Linked DNA regions of Homo sapiens: region 1 is linked to region 2. A link is an interaction called in ENCODE POLR2A ChIA-PET data of the cell type or tissue named here. Cell type or tissue: PC-3. All regions are shown on one strand. Links, peaks and the distances in the headings refer to the core of each region. The heading gives the core; the rest is flanking DNA.

Evidence for each region. Peaks named below come from ENCODE experiments on the same cell type or tissue, not always from the same donor. Only the 100,000 strongest peaks of a DNase experiment are listed, where the experiment ranks them.
Region 1: POLR2A ChIA-PET joins it to region 2 with 5 read pairs; 2 of 35 experiments call an interaction of 5 or more read pairs at or near these places.

What each region holds. Positions count from the first base shown.
Region 1 is chr16:14,457,380-14,460,296 of GRCh38, forward strand. The region is part of intron 22 of PARN (poly(A)-specific ribonuclease); the gene reads right to left. Among named protein-coding and RNA genes, the nearest start is that of LINC03107, 30 kb to the left of the region's middle. RefSeq lists a silencer at 1,273-1,567. In PC-3, for the core only: no CTCF peak of the experiment used is centred there; no DNase peak of the experiment used is centred there.
Region 2 is chr16:14,564,312-14,567,228 of GRCh38, forward strand. The region is part of intron 18 of PARN (poly(A)-specific ribonuclease); the gene reads right to left. Among named protein-coding and RNA genes, the nearest start is that of PARN, 64 kb to the right of the region's middle. In PC-3, for the core only: no CTCF peak of the experiment used is centred there; a DNase peak (open chromatin) is centred at 1,160; H3K4me3 peaks cover 589 bases; H3K27ac peaks cover 1,620 bases.

The DNA of each region.
Region 1 (2,917 bases), core at 172-2,671, 110 kb before region 2:
ACTGTTTCTGTGTTTGGGGCTCAATTTAGGTGGGAGAGGGGAGGATGTTGGACAACCTATGCTCAGTTCAGAAGCCAAACCCTCGGAGATCACTGATAAACCAGGATTCTTATTTCTAATAAAGAATTTGAGTCTTGGGGCCAGGCGCAGTGGCTCACACCTGTAATCCCTGCACTTTGGGAGGCCGAGGTGGGCAGATCACTTGAGGTGGAGTTCGAGACCAGCCTGGCCAACATGGTGAAACCTCGTCTCTACTAAACATACAAAAAACAGCCGGGCATCATGGTGTATGCCTGTAATCCCAGCTACTCGGAAGGCTGAGGCAGGAGAACTGCTCGAACCTGGGAGGCGGAGGTTGCAGTGAGCCAATATCGCACCATTGTACTCCAGCCTGGGGGACACAGTGAGACTCTGTCTCAAAAAAAAAAAAAAAAAAAAAAAAAAAAGAGTCTGTAAACAAACTTAACATTAAATAAGGTCTGAATGGTAGCTGTCTGGTAATAAGGACATCTCTTGTGGAATAGGGGTGTGTGTGTGGGGGTGTGTGTGTGGGTGTGTGTGTGTGTGTGAGAGAGAGAGACAGAGAAAACATGAATGCATTGTGTATCTGCTCCATCCTAGACATAAAGCTTACTTGTGAATACGAGGCTTAAGAAAAAAATTAGTTCAACATTACAAAGAATCAATAGCATTCAATAAGAAATACTTTTCACAAGAAACTATTTTGAATATTTCAAACAATCCCCTATTGTCAACTCACTTTAACACAGAAAAGATTGATGCAAACATGAAAGATACTACATTAATAATAATTTCTAAATGTAAAATATATTATCAATATACAATTAGTTGGACCTGAATTTAGAACATCTGAAATTTTCAGAGGCTAGGATCAAATTTACTTTTGTACTAAAATTTACCTTTTGACTTCAATCAAAGGACTTACTAATCAAATTAGTAACATAATCAAGGCTATAAGAAAAACAAAACATCATCCCTGCAAACCAAAAGGCCAACTATTTCAGAAAATAAACTACTTTTTAAAAATTTCCAGGAAGTTAAACATGAGCGATTGAACACACTATTTATCTGCAGAGAGAAGATAACACCTATGGAGGAAAAGAGAACAGGAGAGGCAGCATCAGAGAATGGGGTATCAGCTCACCTTGCAGGCACTCTCTTTGTAGAGGAAAAGCAGGGAGAAGAGTGGCAAAGAGCTCTGCATAGAGGCAGAAACAGAAATCTGAGTGCTCTACAAAAGGCAGATTCACCCAATTAAGCCATGCAAAATCTCAGCACAACCAGGCCCTAGATTCCTAAAACGAGCAGGTGATGAGGACTGGAGCCATGTCAGGAGGGAGCAAGGCTGTAATAGGATCCCCTACCCCAGGGAAGCCAGGGCACTGGTATCACCCCAGGCCAGTAGGAGCTAGATAGGAGGTTTATACTCTGGAGAAAGCGATCTCCGCAGGCTCAGCGGCACCAGGTACAATGGTGAAGAGTGACAGTGAGGCGAAATGAGCTGACGAAATGGGGTAGCCATCCCCCACATACCGAGGAGTGAGGCTGTCCAGCTCCCTTCTGCCAATCTGTACCCAGAGCACAGCAGTTAGGTTTGTATCCCCCAAGCTGAAAATCAGAGCATCAATCTCTAAAAAAAACTGAAACCTTACAGCTAATTCATATTTAACGTTGAAAGATTGAAAGCTTTCCTCCTAAGATCAGGAATAAGATAAAGATGTCAGCTCTCACAACTTCTATTCAACAATGTACTAGAGGTCCTAGCCAGAGAAATAAAGGCAAGAGAAAGAAAATGTGTATGGGAAAATTTGTACTGGGGAGATAAATGCAAATGTCTTTATTTGTAGATAGAATTTCTCAAACGAAAAATATCCAATACTCTACAATAAATTATTAGAACTGATAAGTGAGTAAGTAAGGTTGGTTTAAGAATACAAGGTCAAAATTAAAAAGCTATTATATTTCTTTATATTAGCAATAAATGACTGGAAGTGGAACTTTAAAAATATATGACTTACAATAGATCAAAAGGTAAAATACTAAGGGACAACTCCAGTATAGCATATGCAAAATTTGCATGCTGAAAACTATAATACACTGATGAGAGAAATCAAAGAAAGCCCAAGTAAGTGAAAAGATACACTACATTCATGGGTTGGAAGACTCAATGTAGTTAAGATGTTAATTCTCCTCAAAATGGTTTACAGGTTCAACACAATTCCAATCAAAGAGCTAGCAGACTTTTTGTAGAAACTGACAAACTGACTAAAACTTTTGTGGAAAAGTGAATAGAATAAACTTTTATATAGAAAAGACAAGATTAAAGGTACAATATTTGATTTCAAGGCTCACTACAAAGCTACAGTAATCAAGACAGTATGGTATTGGTGAAAGAACAGACATATAGATCAATGGAATAGAATAGTGTCCAGAAATAGACCCATACGTATATGACCAAATGATTTTTGACTAAGGAGTTGTAATTCAGTAATTTACTTTTCATAAAATAGTGCTGGAATAATTGCATATCTATATGCAAAAAATAAACTCATACCCATGCCTCATAACCGTATATAAAAATTAACTTGAAATAGATCATATATCTAATATAAAACTGAGAATAATTAAAAACTGCTAAAAAACATGAGAAAATCTCTGTGACCTTATCTAGGCAGAGTTCTCATGTAGATATAAGAAGCGTAAGCCATAAAGGAACTGAATCAGCCTCAGAGAAAAGACATATTAATTATAAAGCCAATTTTTCACCTCAACATCCTACACAGAAAGACCATCAATAAGATTTGCCTCCACACCCAGAGCTTCTTATCAATTTTTAGTTCATTCTTAAAAAATAATGGATGGCCAAGAACAGCCAAATATTTAAAGAAAGCTTCCA
Region 2 (2,917 bases), core at 100-2,599:
TTATAGCTTCACGTGATGGCGTGGAGCCCTGATACAAAAAATGAGGTTGCTGTCTGAGGAAGAGCTTTGGGTAGAGCGAATTTTCAAGGCAACAGGAACAACACGCAGTGAAGAGAGCCATGTGGCCGGAGATCAAAAGGACAACCTTCCCACGACTGTAGTGCAAAGCAAGCTGCTACCTGGGCATGGGGCTTGCCAGGCACACCTGCTCCCACACACCGTGATCACCATCAGGAAAACGAGTGAATCAGCATCTCAGGGTGAGGCGAGGCCTCAGAGGTGTAGGGACACAGAGGTTTAGTTTGCATAATGACACACACACAGGCCTGGATGATCTAGACAGACTTCTAATGTCATGACATGTGTTAATAAAGAAGAACAGAGTTTATTCTGGTCTCTCTTCCTAGCAAAAGGAAAAACCTCAAGCCCCCAAACTCTTTATCCTTCCTCCTAAGAACTCAGTATTTTCACTCCCCGAGTGAAAAATTTGCATTCGTGTCCATCTGCTTTCTGCTTCTCTCAAGACTACACTTCCGATTTCTCAAAAAAGAGATTTCCAAGTAAAATTGTACCCCTCTCCTACCACTACAGACTGGGATACAGAAATGTTGAATACAATCTCATCTCAACCCAATTTGAGCACAGAATTAATCTGCGGCTCACCCCAAGTCCCAAGCCTTCTAAAGAGAAATTGAAACCTTAACCGACCAGCAGCTCTACTGTACTTGCAAACGGTCTTGGTATTTCCTTCAGGGCAGAGCAGTAAAAGCACTTCATAAGAACCCTGTATGCAAGGCTCATCATTATACATATTTATGTGCTATAAAAAACTAATTTTATCATCCAGGGTAGGAAGCATGCAGACATCTCTCACAAAATAAGCTCATTTATTTTGCTCACTAAGGCTCCTGTGTAAAATAAGGGTAACCACTGGCTAGATGGGAGTGACTGTGGCATCAGTTATTTTAATTTCACTCAGGTGGGGGGAATACAGTTTTCAATCTAGCCACTTGCTGTTTTGACAAATAGAGCGTTACTCAACATTTGTCCTGAAGCCAACTCATATCCTTTCTTAAATACATACACTAGAAACAAAGGCAAAAAAAAAAAAACAAAGGAAGAAAAAAACAAAACCAGCAGCTCATTTCAACAGTCTCCAAATGAAGCATATCAAATTACATCAACTAAAAACATTAAATTAAACATTATACAAAGGCAATGCCTGCAGGGCCTGTAAAACAACATACTGTAAAGTGTCAGAGGAAACAAGCCCCACACAATCCAACAGTCTAAGTCAACATCTTTTACAGTCTGTGCTCAGGCCAAACATTGAGAGAAACGGAAATCTTCTTTCAAAGACACTAACACTGTCTCTTAAAAAGATATGCCACCAACTACAGCATTGTCCCTTATAGACACTGTGTGCTATGGAAGAAGAATCCCTTCTTAGTGGAGCACAGGCTTGATTATCCCTGACTCTGCCACTCCTGGGGCCCTAGGCAGATGTCTCGGCTTTAAAATGGGCACATTTTCCCCTATCTATGAGGGCTGCCTTTAGAAAAAACAGTCAATGCAGGTGACATACTGTGCATAGTGGAAGGTGTTCAATCGATAAGCTATTTGATAGGTAGCCCAAATTTCTTAGAGTATACTGCTAATCCTTGAACACTGCAAATTAAATGCTAAATAGTCTTGGAAATAACTATTACCCACTTGCTCCAAGCCAGGACCAATGCAAGGCTGGAAATAGCTAAGAATGCTGACTTTACTACTAACCTGCCTACAGTGGGCTGAATGGTGGCCTCCAAAAAGATATGTCCACTTTCTACTCCCTGGAACCTCTGAGTGCTACCTTAGTTGGAAAAGGAATCTTAGTAGATGTTATTATATTAACATCTACTAAAATGATAATATCTGGGATTGATGATATTATCTGGGATTATACAAGTGGGGCCTCACTGCCATCATATGTGTCCTCATAAGAGAGAGGCAGAGACAGAGAGGACACACACACAGAGGAGGAGGAGGCAATGTGACCATGGGGACAGAGACTGGAGTGATGTGGCCCTAAGCAGAGGGATGCCAAGGAACGCCTGCAGCCACTGGAAGCCAGAGGAGACAAGGACAGATTCTTCCCCAGAGCCTCTGGAGGGAGCTCAGCAATGCTGATGACTTGATTTGAAACTTCTGGCCTCCAGAACCATGAGAGATGTATTCACCTAAAACACTTGGTATTTTAAGCCACCAAGCTTGCAGTAACTTGTCACAGCAGCCACAGAACACTAATCCAATACCCTACAGAACACTAATCCAATACCCTACTACAGAGGAGGCAAGTTGCTTAAATATACATCCAAGGGTTGACTGATTTCCTTTTACCTCAACAAGTTATTTTAAATTATAATAATAAACAAGCTATTAAGCCAGAGAGAAATGTACTTTAAAGTAACTAGAGCAAACACAAGACTAGAACAGCTCAGCACGTGGACTGCCCCTGCAGTGCTGCAGGGCTAGCATACCAAGTACAGGTTGCTGGGTGGGTGGCCTGTAAGGTTTCTTTAAAAAGCAGTTTTTTGATGCTGCCACAGAAGTGGCAATCAAGATCACAAGGCAGAAATTAAATAAGGCAGTATCAACTTGAGGCAAGCAGTCCCTTCCCTGAAGTAGCACTTGTTTCCAGTCTTAAAAAACCAGACTCAAGGCTTCACAGTAATTTAATGTGCCCTGTCTTTTGACTTTGTGAAAATCAGTGAGTGCATTAAACTTTGAGGGTAATCAAACCAAGCCAATTCATGGAGATTCTTTTTATCATGGTAACTTGGGGAGCCAAAAACGAAATAAACAAGACTTTGAGGAAAAATAAATGGCTTTGGTTAAAGTATGTGAGGAAGAAAAAATGCATCTTGTATATTAGGGG